Regions from separate parts of the Homo sapiens genome. Here regions 1, 2, 3 and 4 are each linked to region 5. The links are chromatin contacts, found by Hi-C or POLR2A ChIA-PET in ENCODE. All regions are on one chromosome and are shown on one strand. Each heading gives the region's core, a stretch centred on a gene start or an enhancer-like site at or near the end of the contact. The rest is flanking DNA. Distances are from core to core; before and after follow the strand shown.

Region 1 (2,721 bases), core at 37-2,536, 4.1 Mb after region 5:
AGACATCAATAACTTCAGATGTCTGCATATGAAAGACACAGAGATACAAATACTTGACCAGTAAATCGTAACTTACAATACCATTATTTTTGGCTGCTACCCATGCCAGCAGAGATTTAGCCACATCTATAGAGCTATGACAGCCAGCCATCTGTGAAATGATCCAACTTTCGAAACTGGTCTTTCCGGTGTTTTCTTTTAAATCTTCCTTAAGTTTATCCCACTCCTCTGAATTCAAAGGTTGTGTTGGGAGTTGAATAGTGTTCCTCACAGGTGCCAAGGCATGATCTTCAGTTTGAGAATTCATCTGTGATCTCTCCTTAGCTGCTCCAGCTAAAAAAAAATGAGGAACAGAATAAACTTGCTTATTACTGCCCTCATCTTTCCTGAGATATCTGGCCTTGGCAATCAGATTCGTTGCTTTGGTATTCTGTGGAGACATTGTTTTAAGAGAAAACAACCTCTGCTGGTTCCTGATGCCACAGCGGTCTGCCAGAAACAGCGAGACATAAGAGTGCCCTGGGCCTAGCCCAAGGTATGGGCTCTTCCAAAGCTTCGGAAAGCTTCGAATACCAAACAAATAGAAAGTCATTATGCAGTGAGATCAGCACCAGATAGTGAGAGAGATGTTGAAAAAACCCCTCTTCTATGGCAAAATTAAAGAGATTGGGGGTCGGCGGTGCAGAGTCGAAGTGGAACTTTTTAAAAGGTTTGTGTTTCTTCCTTACAGACAAATCAAGGTTCTGCTTTTGGGGCTACTTAAAAGCAAGAAGGCAGGTGAGTTTTCTCTATTAAACAACAATCCGGGGATGTCCAACGTCGCAAGCCGCAAACCAGGGGACAGAGCAGGAATCCTCTGGTGCCTCTTACATTCCAGTTCATGAACCTGAGGAAAAAGCACAAGACGGAACGCCCAGTTTTACTCACGTGGATCACAGCTGTCCTGAAAAGGAACAGATTCCCACGGGAAGCTTGCTGGAAAGGGGGTGTAAAGCCAAAACCGTATCCAGGGACCCCCAACTCCAGCCTACCACCAACAGCGGCGAAAGCCGAAGTCTAGGGGCCCTCACCCTGCATAGCTCTCTACAGACCGCAAAACTCCTCCGGTGGGGGGACGAGGAGGGAGGAGGTGGCGAGTCAGCTGCGCCAACGACTCAGGAAAGGAAGAGAGGTACAGGAAGGGCGCTGCCTAGACTGCGTACCGAACGCTGACAAATGAAGTTCACTTCATTCAACAACTCAAAGCGGCACTCAGACTTAACGCGGCCATAAACGCGGCGGAAACTACAGTGCCCACGATGCACCGCGCCAGCCCCGACCGACGGACGAGACTGACCCGGACTTAGGCGTTCCGCCTGGCCCGGCGGCGAGGAAAAAAGGCAGTTTTGAAGCATTTAGTGGCAAAAGGGGTAGGAGACGGCTGCTGAAGTGTCTACTACATTCAGGGGACCTGGAAGGCTTCCAGATATCCGCAATGAACAATGAAAAGAAATTGTGAAAGAAGGCGCTTCCCTCAAGCCGGAACTAATGAACTCCTGGGTCACGTGGTGCGCACGCGCCAAAGGCACACGATAAAGGAAAACGCGGGCTTATCGTGGCCTTTAAAATCCGGCTTGGTGAGCTTGGGTCGCCTCTGAAGGAGAACCATTTTCCATCTCTTTCATAGTTTTTTCCCCCAGTCAGCGTGGTAGCGGTATTCTCCGCGGCAGTGACAGTAATTGTTTTTGCCTCTTTAGCCAAGACTTCCGCCCTCGATCAAGATGGTGGTTGGACGGCCTTCCTAACCTTTACGGGGCCTGGCGGTGCTGACGCCTGAGCTGGTAGGGGTGGAGCAGGTAGGAAACAGCAAATGCAGAAGCTGCTGCGCGGAAGTCGGCCATGGACTGGAAAGAAGTTCTTCGTCGGCGCCTAGCGACGCCCAACACCTGTCCAAACAGTGAGTTTTGGGAGGGGCAGCCCGTTGGGATGGCCCGGCCCTAAACTCCTAGAGGTAGGGGGGAGGTGGGGAGGAGGAGCAAGGGGGAGCCGCCTTTTCCGCTTCTGTGAAACCTCCCGACAAAGGAGGCGGAGTGGAATGTGGTTTAAGGATCCCGATAGGTTTGACCCAAACTTTCCTGGGGCAGAATCTAGAGGAACGAAAAACTTAGCTTTAGTCACTGACTTCCATGGTCTTAATCTAAACTTGTGAAGAATAACTTGGAACCCCGGCTCCAACAACGCCTGAACCCCACCAGGACCTATAATTGTCCTCCTGCCTTTTTACTGTCACGCTTTTTGCTTCCCTCGTAATCCATTTTATATTTCATAATCCATTTTTCCTTTTATTTTTCTCCTTCACATTGCTTATTAACTAACCTCGTTAAATCTACCTTTCCTATTCCACACCCGCACTAAGGGCTGTTGAAAGTGGCTGGAGAAAAACAGAACCTTGGTGAGTTGTCTCACTTTTTTTTTTGAGACGGAGTCTCTTGCTCTGTCGCCCAGGCTGGCTGGAGTGCAGTGGCAGCATCTCCGCTCACTGCAACCTCTGCCTCCCGGGTTCAAGCGGTTCTTCTGCCTCAGCCTCTGGAGTAGCTGGAACTATAAGCGCGCGCAACCACGGCCGGTTAATTTTTGTATTTCTAGTAGAGACGGGGTTTCGCCATATTGGCCAGGCTGGTCTCAAACTCCTGACCTTGTGATTCGCCCACCTCGGCCTCCCAAAGTGCTGGAATTACAGAC
Region 2 (2,700 bases), core at 1-2,500, 4.1 Mb after region 5:
CCGCCTTGGCCTCCCAAAGTGTCTTTTTGTCTAATACTGAAAAGTTGCAAGAAACGTTAACTCTCTAAACCAGCGCTGTCCAATACAGTAACCACTAGCCACATGTGGCTAATGCGCACTTGAAATGTGGTCAGCCAGAACTGCGATATGCTATGCGTGTAAAATGCACCCAGGATTTAAAAGACTTAGAAAAGACTCCAAAAGAGAATGCAAATACTTCATTAATAACTTTCATAGTAATTTTAGGTTGAAATTGTTTTGATAAATTAGGTTAAATAAGATATGCTATTAAAATTAATATCGGTTTCACTTTTTTAAAACGTGCCTACTGGAAAATTTTAAATTACAATTTTCAATGCAGCTTGCATTCTATTTATGTTGGACAGCGCAGCTCGGAGCCTTAGTTGCCTCGGCGGTGAAATGGGGCTAACACCCACCTCGAGCGGTTACTGTAAGGATCCAGTGAATTAAAGCTGGTAAACGTTTGGCATATGCCAAGCAAAGGGCAGATGCCCAGGCAGGCGCTCGCACCAGAAGAGACTGAGAAGTGGTTGAAGCCGCCCTCACCTGGCTTCCAGCTACTGCAAGGACAGCCTTTGGGGGACACGCCTTTCTTCTTCCTCTGGTAGACCAGAAGCTGGACTATCACCCCAGGAACCCGAGGCCGCCCCAGAGTCTGCTGTGCTGCCAGCCAAGGGGTTGGTGAGTGAGGCGGGGGGCGCTCCTTCCCACAAGCTGGTCTCAGTGAGCAGAAACAGGGGTGCAGTGAGGAGGAACTCCAAAGCTGGGGCGGCCTGCTCGGAGGACGGCCGCGCAGGCTAAAAGAGCGGCCCGCGGAGAAGGCAAGGAGGCGGCTCGGCTCCCCGGACGTCAGCCTCGGCGGCCCCACCTACCTGCCCTGCAGATTCCCCGAATGCCGCGGCGGCCGCAGCTCCCGAGGCTGCGACGGCTTCTCCTCGTTCCACACCGCCCACTGGCTCCTGGTCCATCGTCGTCGCCACCACAGGGCTGCTGGCGCTGGTGAGAAAGAGGGTAATGGCCGGTAAGCCCACTTCCATCCTTGGTCTCCCCGCCCAGTCGCTGGCCGAGCCAGGCTGTCGGGAAGTGGGACTCACCCGCCCAGCGCCCGCCTCGCGCCGCGCCTAGCCAAGTCTCTGAGAAGGGGACTCGCCGGCCTGAGGGGCGGGGCCAGCCCGCGCCTCGCCTAGCCCGCCGGGCTCCGCACCCCGAGAGCTGGCCAACTGCAGTCTGGGAGGCGCAACTACCGGCTCGCGCGGGGCGGGGCGGGGCGGGGCGGGTCCTTGCGGGGCGTCGCTTCCGGCCAAGCAAGCATCCAGAGCTCGTGGATCCCCGCCTGGCACCGCCTGTGACGTCATTTCTGGTACGTGTACCTGAAGCCTGGCGTCTCGACCTCGGCGCAGCCCGTCACCAGCGGCGTCTGGGGCAGTCACCCCGCAGGACCTCGGTTTTTGCACTTGTAAAATGAAGACAGCTGTGTCGTTGTACTTCAAAGGCTAGTGATGGGATGTGGTTGCTGAAAAATGTAAAATGTACGGCTCGTGCTGCACTTTCCATTCCAAACGTGGGTGACAGTCCAGCCAAAATACCCTCGAAAGAAGAACCCCAGGCGTGATATTTGCTTACTCTTGTCTGAAATACTTAAGTATAACTGTAGAAAGTGTTAAGTGAAAAGACCTGAAGGAGAGCAAAGGGCAGTAGTAAGCTTCCATCTTGACAAATGTAAGGAATGTTTTATCTGTGTCTTAAAGTCGTGTGCGTATGTTAGAGGGGGCGTCCCAGATTTTTTCCGTCTTTCGCAATGTTCAACGAAAGTAAAAAATCATGCAATTACTGCATGACTTCAACATCAAACAAGTCTGAGGTTCTGCAGGTAAATGGTATATTGTTGTTTTAGCATGAAAGTTTTCACAAATATGTAGGGGGCAAAACCAAAACATACATTATTTTGGCTATGGGAGGCTTCATTTGATACTTTAAATTCCATTTTCATACTAGTCTCAATTCAGAAATGCTCCCTAAAGTTGTATGACCTTGTAAATGTTTTTCATCATAGCAACAGCAGGCCCAAATATTAAATATTCCTTTCTCTTCTGTGCCAAAGTTCTTCTCCTTACCCTCTGCCTAATGTTATTGTACACTTCCTATTCTATGTATAACTGGAACCTAAAAACAAAACCAAAAACTTTAAAAAACAAATAATCATTTGAAAACCATCTACGCCTTAAAAACTAGTTGGAAATCCATATTGCTCTCTATCCTGGTAATAAAATCAAGTTAGGTTGCTGCTGAAGTAAACAAGTTAGTACCTGATCTGACTCTGTATGGTGGCATCAGCAGGGAGTTGAGACAGTCCAAAACAGCAAAACCAAACTCGGCCATAAATTGAAAACAAAAATAAAGAACCAATTGTTAAGACTTCATGAATTGGCATTCATAAACAACACAGTTCTGCATTATATGTATTCAAAATCTCTTCCTTCTTACTGGCAAGCAGGGCAATCAACAATCTTTATTACTAAAACTTTGTGGGATATTTATAAATGCATGATTTTATTTTCCAAAGTGGCAATTAAATATCAAATTACAATTTTCTTTTTCTTTTTTTTCTTTTTTTTTTTTTTTGAGATGGGGTCTCACCCACGCTGGAGTGCAATGGCGCAATCTTGGCGCACTGCAACA
Region 3 (2,700 bases), core at 25-2,524, 4.2 Mb after region 5:
TGCGTTAGCTTCTCAATGGCAGAGTTAGTGTTATTCATTTCTGTATCCTTGTAGCCAAGAACAAGTATATATTTTGTTAAATTAAGCATGTGAAAGAATCAGGTGAGGATAGCATGAAGAAAGGCAGCAGGGGAAAGTTTCAAGAAATGGATGGTCAGCAGCGTCAAATGGTACAGAGAGAGCTATCAGTCTATCTTAAATCATCATTGGCATTCAACTGATATTCCATATTCGTTTATTGAACGTCTACTACACGCAGGACATTGTGTTAAGCACTACAAACACATAGGAAAAATAAAAGTCTCGTACAAGTAAAAGGATTTTCGGGGAAGTAGCTTCATCTAAATTCTTGCTCAGGAAAGCAAAACGAAGACTCAGGCCTGCAACTGCCTACATCTTATTTGGCTCAGGTAAATCGGAAGACAACTCAAAAGGGGCACAGCGCATCTTTAATAAAACTTCTCATGGAAGACGAGATAAAGAGCCACAGAAACTCAGTCTCGGTAACGATGGCCGGTGGCCACGGAGGCCGACTTCCCCCGGAGTCTCTCGCCTCCTGAGCAGCGCTGGGGCTGCCCCTCGCTCCCCCTCCGTAGTCTGGGGCGGGAAAAAGCAGACACTTACCGCAAAAGACACCGCTAAAGCCGTGGCCCTGAGGGGCCGGGAATTCCTTAGCGAGGCCCCACGCCGTCGGAAGAAACCCAAGAAAGCTGGGAGCAGACAGACAGGTATGACCCCACAACCCAACTTCCCGAACTAGATAAAGTAGGGTCCCAACGCCCAGCACCACGTCGTCAACTCCCACCAGCTGGAAGACCAACGGAGTGCCAGCGAACCTTCCGCCCAATGAGGAAACGTCACCACTCCGCGTAGTCCAGCCTTTCTATAGGAGAATCTACTTCCGCTTCCGGGGCACACCGCCGCGTTCCTTCTACGCGGCTCCTGAAACAGTTTAGATGTTTACTTGCTTACACTGGTTTTTGGTTTCAGTTTCCTACCGCTGAATAACTGCAGGAGTAAAGTTAGTGGTAAAATAGGAGGCTGTCTAGGGACGTGATTTCGGGGAAGAAGTCAGGCCTCGACGAGCCACCTTAAGAAAAGTGACTAGGCGGAGCACTCCCAGCTAAGAGCGGAAAGATGAGAGATAGAGGTGTGACTGAAGGCAGGGATCCCCAGGCGCACGTGAGACCTCCGTAGAGGGGCGGGGCTTAGGGCTTTGCAGACCGGAGGCTTGTTCCGCGGAGGGTGGGGCGGTCTCTGCTTGCGCATGCGCAATGCCAGCCAGTGCCTGCGCGGCTTGCTCCAGCAAGGTAAAATTTCCCACTGCGAGGCAGGCAGTGATGCTGCGGCCGCTTCGCACTGTGGCTCCTGCCGACCGCCAGGCGCTGTTACAGTGGATGCGAACTAACCGTAAGTGTAAGTGACCAGAGCTAGAGGCAGGTGGTGGGGGCAAGGATATGCTGCAGGCGCTGACTTTGAGGACTTAAGCGGGGTGAAGCCAACAGCCTTCCTTGGGATCGTTGTGCTGGTCTCTGCTGTCTTGGGGGGTAGATTGACCAGGGCTTTGAGTGCTCTAACGGAAAAGAGAGTTAGTTGCTCGCCACACGTAGACACCAATTAACAAGAGCGAGCCCTAGTATACAAGAAGAGGGATTTTATTTCTGAAGCCAGCCCGCTTCGTCTTTGGAGCAAAAAAGCGGGCATTTTATAAGGTACAAGAGGAAATGAGCAAGAGGTCTCTGCTAGCTGGTGCCTTATCTACCGGGTAGTTGAGTTGGTGCATTTCTGAGCAGAAATAAGTTGTAAAAGTGGCCAAGTGGGCATGCTTTCTGCTTACCCTTCTGAGGCGACCGCCTGGCGGTGGGAGTTGCGTCTTGGATCTCGTAGATGAATTTGCTCTGTAGAGAATGGTCTGGTGAGGGGAGTTGAGAGGTTATTTTGCAGTTCAAAAAGGGCTAAGTGGAAAGTGTAGTGGGGAGGGGAAAAGAGGGGAAAAAATAAACTATCTCTTGGAAAATGGGGGTAATCGGATACAGTACCACTTGGAATTAATTGGGTGTGGGAAACCTGGTTCTGAGTGGTTTGTGAGTTTTCAGCAGACTTCGGACAAGCCTTTAGAGCTCCTTGTGCCTAACCCTTTTTCTGAAAGAAAATAGAGGGTTAGCCCTCCTCCCCATTACTCCCACAAACTTGTTAGAATTGGTACGTTGCCACCTGAAAAAGCATTTTGCAGGAGAGGTTTTAGGCTGTAGCGTTAGTAGGAAGTGTTAAACGAAAAACCTTAGCCAAGTTAAATTTAACATTTTGAGCAAAGAATGATTCACGAATCGGGCAGGCTCAGAGAGATTGCAGCGCAGCCAAGTGTTGAAGATTTATAGACAGAAAAAGGCTGCAGTGAGCTTTGATCCCGCTGCTTCACTCCAGCCTGAGCGACGCAAGACCCTGTCTCTTTAAACACACACGTTAAAACTGAGGAAATGTGGTAGCTAGATCTAGTTACTGAAAAATGGGATAGATGTATTCTGGCAAAGTAAAGCCTGATGAAAGCTCAAGAAAATAGGATATTCTTATGTTTGTTAACTATAGCAAACTATCCTATGCCTGTATGCGAGAGTGTGTGTGTGTGTGTGTGTGTGTGTGTGTGTGTGTGTGTGTATGTGTGTGTATTTATTTTTTGAGACAGAGTTTCACTCTTGTTGC
Region 4 (2,700 bases), core at 153-2,652, 4.5 Mb after region 5:
CACCTGTAATCCCAGCACTTTGGGAGGTCGAGGCGGGCGGATCATGAGGTCAGGAGATCAAGACCTTCCTGGCTAACATGGTGAAATCCTGTCCTACTAAAAATACAAAAAAATTAGCCGGGTGTGGTGGCACACACCTGTAGTCCCAGCTACTCGGGAGGCTGAGGCAGGAGAATGGCGTGAACCCTGGAGGTGGAGCTTACAGTGAGCCGAGATCGCACCACTGCACTCCAGCCTGGGCGACAGAGCGAGACTCTGTCTCAAAAAAAAAAAAAAAAGAGGTATGAAGGACAATCAATTGTAGAAGCCATAGGATTTGGTTGGATATGAGGAGTAAGGGAGATAAGGATTTATTTCTTTCTTTTTTTGAGACAGAGTCTTGCTCTGTTGCCCAGGCTGGAGTGCAGTGGTGCAATCTCGGCTCACTGCAACCTCTGCCTTCCAGGTTCAAGCGATTCTTTTGCTTCAGCCTCCCAAGTAGCTGAGATTACAGGCACGCGCCACCACGCCCGGCTAATTTTTGTATTTTTAGTAGAGACGGGGTTTCACCATGTTAGCCAGGATGGTCTCAAACTCCTGACCTCAGGTGATCCGCCCGCCTTGGCCTCCCAAAGTGCTGGAATTAGAGACGTGAGCCACAGCGCCCGGCCCCTAGAGTACGGATTTCAATGGGTTAAGGGTTTCTGGTCTGAACATCTGAAGATGCCTTTCCTTAACTGAATGCAAGCTCAGGAACGTGTAGATTCTAGGATTAAGTATGATTTTCTCCCGTTATTTGAAATGCCTGTGGATCCCGTGTGATGCTAACCACCTGGACAGTTAGAGTAGGTGTGGGGAAATTTCTTCTAACAAAGGAAAGGAATATTTTTGTAATGAAAACAGCTCATTTTTATAGTTCGCAACCATTAGTGCCCCAAACTCTGAGGTAGTTATTACCTCGCCAGCGGTAAAAGCTTGATTATAGTCCCTGATTACCGACTGTGTGAAGGTCCTTGTTTCCAGCAACTTCCATAGGCAAAATGATATTAATTGTGATTAATTATCGTGTGGCATAATACAAAGACCAGATGATGTATTATGGCTTCCGGAGGGCGCCTGCATCGTTTTTCGCTGGAGCCCTCGGGGCAGGGGAACTGGAGAGCTCCCTGGGTGGCCTTTGGCCCTTCCCTGGTCAGAGCCCGCCAGCTGCGAGGTGCCCCCAGCCATGAGGTCTGGGTCTTCAGGCTCTCCCGACTTCGGTGCCTTGACCTTGGGCAGAAGGCCCTGTTAACCTTCCTCGCTCACGGACTCGAGCGACCAGCGCCGGGGACGGGGCGGGCCGTCCTTAGGCCCCGCCCCTTCGCCTCCGCCCCGCCCCGCCCCGCTCCTGGCCGCCGGCTCCCTCCGGCAGCAGGGAGATGCGCGCCTGCGCCGGCCCTCGCCTCGGAGCAGCCATGATGGTGGGTGTTCTCCGCGGCGCCGAGTCCCGGGAGCGCGGTGGGGGCAGCGGGCGCGGGGCGGGCGCGGGGACCGCGCCAGCCTGTCACTAATGTCTCCCTTTGTGTCTCCCCCATCTCATCCTTTTCCCCGGCGCGCCGTGCCCGCCGACCCCACAGGAAGGCCTGGACGACGGCCCGGACTTCCTCTCAGAAGAGGACCGCGGAGTAAGTTCTGCCTTCCTTTCGCTCGCGGGACCCTGGACCCTCCTTCCCCATCCTGGGTCCCCGGGTGTGGTACGGGGATGGGTCCCCAGCCGCGCGGCACTCCCTCCCCGTAGTCCTCCTTTCGGTTTCCTCGCTGCACCGCGCCCCACCCTCCCGCAGCCCTTCCTCCCTAGGGGCCGCTCGGCTCCGATTCCCGGGGACCCGCGGCCGCTTTCTTGTCCCCCGCCGCTGTTCGGGCCTTCTGGTGGACCTCCACTCCCACGCGGGGCGGGGTGCAGGTGGCGAAGTGGAAATGGAGGCGGGAGATGGAACGCCCCCACCCTCCCTCGACACTTTGGGGCCATGAAAACCCATTCTCGGACCTTCCCAGCGGCACCCTCAATTTTCACCCGGTGTGGACATCTCGAACTTGCTCCCGCCCACCCTTCTGTCTCTCTCAAATAGTACAGGTGTAGTCTACATTACCATTTTGCAAGGATTTTTATAGTAGCCGAATCAACTCCTGTCCAGTGCCCTACTAGATTATGCAAAGTGCAGGTAGCCCATGGTATCTTTACTTTTTCTAATATCCAACAAATCCTGTCTTTGGCAGGATTTCCTTGGTGTTTTATTCCCCCTTAGCTTCTTTGAGGTATATTGACAAATACTGTTGATAATTGTATATACTTAAGGTATACATTATATTTTAATACACGAATACATTGTGAAATGAGTACCAAAATCAACCTGACATATCCATCACCTCACCTAGTTACCATTTTTTTTTGTGTGAGAACATTTGAGATCTAAGCAAATTTCAAGTATGTACCCTTTGACCAACATCGACGCTCCACCCACTCACCCCCCACATACACACTCCGCCAGGCCTTTGATAACCTCCATTCTGCCCTTGGTGTTCTGAGGTTAGTTGCATTCTACTTCAGAAAGAGCCTTCCGGGCTCTGATTCCTCCCTCCCACCCCACTCTCCACCCCCTTTTTCCTTGGCTGAAGGGTGGTAATCTTTATAGTCCCTTGTACAAGTGAGCACTTGGAAAATGTTGATATATGATAATTACC
Region 5 (2,700 bases), core at 166-2,665:
GTTAATAAACATTTATATTTGTGTGGTACCTCAGAAACTAAAGAAGCCTTCAGGAATCTTTTTTTAAACCTACCTACTGACTGCCCCTTCAAGGTCTCTCTGTTTGGCTGGGGGTCCTCCTCCACTATCTGAGAATCCACGCCTGAAATTTAAAATGTTCAACATAAAACACTTGAAATACAAGATAAATGGTATTTCCATTTGACAAGAGAATATGGTTAAACTTTCAAAAATCTTTCCAACTAAAGTAGCCTTAAACGGGCATTCATTCCAAAATGCTTTTATAGTGTTACTTTATAAGAATTAAGTTCACTCAAAATTGGTAAACTTAATATATTCTTCAACCTCCAGTTTTTCAGGATAACTATATTTATACAGAAATCTAGTCTATTACAACATTAAACAAAACAAAGACGACAAACACTGGGTTATTGATTTTATCACAGGTTTTGTTCAAACCAACATATTTAGTAAAGTACCAGTAGTTTCAGCATGAGTAAAGTCCAAAGGAAATCTTACCTCAGTAATAAACTACCACGTCCTCTACCTCCACCAGGACCAGAAAGGGCCAGCAATCTGGCTTGGATGGGCCTGTAAAAGATTTACAAATCAGTGCAAAATCATATGTAGACACACACAGTCGCACCCAAATACTTTCAGAGATGTGGATCATAAGGAGAAAAAATCACAAAAGTTCCAAAAAGATAGTTTCAAATAAATCTAAATGTCTGAAACAGGACAGGAAGTACTATTTCATTTAACTTCCTCGTTTCTCCAGGACCTGTGTCACAGAAATTATATTCACCTCGATGCCCCCACACATTAACAAGCCTGGATCAGGTCCCCATCCCGCCATCCCCGAGGAGGCTGCACGTGGACAGGAAGCTGGGGTAAGGCGGCTTGTTGCGTCCCGGCAGGGTCTCGGGGCCAGCAACGGGCCGGGTGTCCGCCGGAGCGGGAAGGGGCTTTGTGCTGCAGTTCCGGGCCTGCAGGGCCGAGAGCGGGAATCAGCAGTCCGGGTCTTCTCACAGGCCAAGAAAGCATGCCGGCGCACCCAGGCCTCGCTCTCCTTCCTCAGGGACCTGAGACCAGCGCTCTACGGAGGGGACCTGGGGCCTCTCCACCTCGGCGACAACAGGGTTTTACCCGCCGCCCCGCGAACAGGCCTCGAGGTTCCAGTCTTCTTAAGGCTGGCCGCCCTCCCCGCCCCCAATTCACCCCGACCTGAGGGCTGCCTCTCCGAGCTCCGAGTTCCGAGTTCCCGTTAGGCCCTTACCTCACGTCATTCGGATCCCGCCCGGTGAGCTTGCGAATGTTCTCATCCACGTTCTTAAGACTCTCTTTGGCCTTTTCCAGCTGTTCCTGCAAAGTTCTCACGGCGACCGCCATCTTCTCCCTGCGGCAGGCTTGAGACTGCTTTACAGGCCGAGCCGGGCTATGCCGCGCCGCCGAGGCGCGAAAGGACTGACAGCCGGGCTCAGCCAATGACGATGAGCGTTGTCTTCCGGCCTCAACCACTCAGCGACCGGAAGGGGGAAGAACCTGCAGCCTTTGTGACTCTGAGCCAATGAAAAGTCAGCCAGGCAGTCATCTCCCTCCCCAGTTAGCTGCGGGTGCCTGGATCCCGCTGCTAGCGCAGAGTCGGGGCGGGTTTCACAATCCCTGAGTTCTCGGAGACTTAGGCTCGCGAGTCTGCAGTTCTGGCAAGGGGAGCGCGGAGTTTTCTAGGCCTTTTAACCTATGATGTAATGTGCCTTACACCGTTTTAACGTGATCACATCAGAGTGGGACTTAGCCAAGCCTCCTTTTCTTCCTTACCCTCACCTTGGTTAATGATTTAATTAGGAAAGGGCGCGGCTATTCTGTTGGTGCGCATGCTCAGAGAGGGGGTGGGCGCGTGCTTTCCTCTATTAGGTTAATTTTTTTTTTTTCACACGGAGTCTCGCTCTGTCGTCCAGGCTGGAGTGCAGTGGCACCATCTCGGCTCACTGCAACCTCCTCCTCCCGGGTTCAAGCGATTCTCCTGCCTCAGCCTCCTGAGTACCTGGGACTACAGGCGCGCGCCAACACGCCTGGCTAATTTTTGTATTATTAGAGACCGGATTCCACCATGTTGGGCAGGCTGGTCTCGAACTCCTGACCTCAGGTGATTCGCCTGCCTCGACCTCCCAGGGTGCTGGGATTACAGGCGTGAGCCACCACGCCCAGCCTGATTAGGTTAAAGTGAGAAGAGGGAAGACAAAAATGAAAACTAGTAAAAGTCATTAGTCATAATGGCTAACGTTTGTTAGGGGTTGATCTTGTTCCCGACCCTCTGTGAAACCGTCTACATGCCTTATTTCTCACAAACTGAAAGTGTGGATAAAATGCCTGTTATTACTGATAAGGAAATTGAGACTGGAGATAATATAACTGTCCTTTGGTCACGCCAGTTGAGAATCAGTCTCTGATTAGACGCTGAGCATCTATACTAGAGAAAAGAAAGCAATGGCGAGACAGACACGCAGTCATGGTTGAGTTAGCCTCTTCACCTGGCCTAGAGCTGGTTAAGACCAGACCTAAGGGAGCGGCCCTGTTGTTAGTGGTGTCTGTGTGTGTTGTCCCGCTTCTGGTTCTGCCCTACCTGCACTGCCAATGTAGGAACTAGTTTTGTTCTATAAATATATATACAAATTGAAGCTCAGAAAACATTTTTTCACA

The links. Hi-C counts contacts between places; a loop is a spot of excess contacts on that map. ChIA-PET counts read pairs that join two places held with the same protein, here RNA polymerase II (POLR2A). Pooled maps may share reads with other maps.
Region 1: a map of B cell shows a loop between it and region 5 (21-fold over the local background). The contact joins the promoter of PRORP here to the promoter of PNN in region 5. A Hi-C loop is called at or near these places in 2 of 168 maps with a recorded cell type or tissue (B cell and CD8-positive, alpha-beta T cell) and 10 of 50 pooled maps.
Region 2: a map of B cell shows a loop between it and region 5 (7-fold over the local background). The contact joins the promoter of FAM177A1 here to the promoter of PNN in region 5. A Hi-C loop is called at or near these places in 1 of 168 maps with a recorded cell type or tissue (B cell) and 10 of 50 pooled maps. POLR2A ChIA-PET finds 5 or more read pairs at or near these places in 1 of 52 experiments (RWPE1).
Region 3: a loop to region 5 is called in a map of gastrocnemius medialis, with 6 times the contacts of the local background. The contact joins the promoter of SRP54-AS1 here to the promoter of PNN in region 5. A Hi-C loop is called at or near these places in 1 of 168 maps with a recorded cell type or tissue (gastrocnemius medialis), 1 of 37 single-sample maps with no recorded cell type and 8 of 50 pooled maps.
Region 4: a map of B cell shows a loop between it and region 5 (18-fold over the local background). The contact joins the promoter of SNX6 here to the promoter of PNN in region 5. A Hi-C loop is called at or near these places in 1 of 168 maps with a recorded cell type or tissue (B cell) and 8 of 50 pooled maps. POLR2A ChIA-PET finds 5 or more read pairs at or near these places in 1 of 52 experiments (activated T-cell).

Annotation. Positions count from the first base shown.
Region 1 is chr14:35,121,117-35,123,837 of GRCh38, reverse strand. PRORP (protein only RNase P catalytic subunit) reads right to left here and starts at 1,286. Exons shown (of 8, transcript NM_014672.4): 1 at 1,203-1,286; 2 at 1-886. The coding sequence starts at 592. PPP2R3C (protein phosphatase 2 regulatory subunit B''gamma) reads left to right here and starts at 1,848. Exons shown (of 13, transcript NM_017917.4): 1 at 1,848-1,936. The coding sequence starts at 1,879. PRORP-PSMA6 (PRORP-PSMA6 readthrough) reads right to left here and starts at 1,999. Exons shown (of 15, transcript NR_182666.1): 1 at 1,786-1,999; 2 at 1-886. RefSeq lists enhancers at 793-1,302, 386-1,305, 1,313-1,392, 1,933-2,062, 1,306-2,225 and 1 more.
Region 2 is chr14:35,044,822-35,047,521 of GRCh38, reverse strand. FAM177A1 (family with sequence similarity 177 member A1) reads right to left here and starts at 1,250. Exons shown (of 5, transcript NM_173607.5): 1 at 894-1,250. The coding sequence starts at 1,058. RefSeq lists enhancers at 381-440, 541-810, 1,531-1,730 and a silencer at 1,061-1,410.
Region 3 is chr14:34,981,140-34,983,839 of GRCh38, reverse strand. SRP54-AS1 (SRP54 antisense RNA 1) reads left to right here and starts at 1,274. Exons shown (of 5, transcript NR_151701.1): 1 at 1,274-1,416. SRP54 (signal recognition particle 54) reads right to left here and starts at 848. Exons shown (of 16, transcript NM_003136.4): 1 at 625-848. RefSeq lists enhancers at 378-637, 668-1,167, 1,348-1,437, 828-1,529, 1,648-1,697 and a silencer at 2,583-2,700.
Region 4 is chr14:34,628,850-34,631,549 of GRCh38, reverse strand. SNX6 (sorting nexin 6) reads left to right here and starts at 1,402. Exons shown (of 14, transcript NM_152233.4): 1 at 1,402-1,439; 2 at 1,596-1,643. The coding sequence starts at 1,434. RefSeq lists an enhancer at 1,079-1,128 and a silencer at 1,299-1,648.
Region 5 is chr14:39,173,969-39,176,668 of GRCh38, reverse strand. PNN (pinin, desmosome associated protein) reads right to left here and starts at 1,415. Exons shown (of 9, transcript NM_002687.4): 1 at 1,277-1,415; 2 at 520-591; 3 at 74-142. The coding sequence starts at 1,389. It overlaps PNN-AS1 (PNN antisense RNA 1), which reads left to right and starts at 789. Exons shown (of 2, transcript NR_186208.1): 1 at 789-890; 2 at 1,357-1,794. RefSeq lists enhancers at 1,198-1,407, 526-1,725, 1,888-2,027 and a silencer at 1,568-1,687.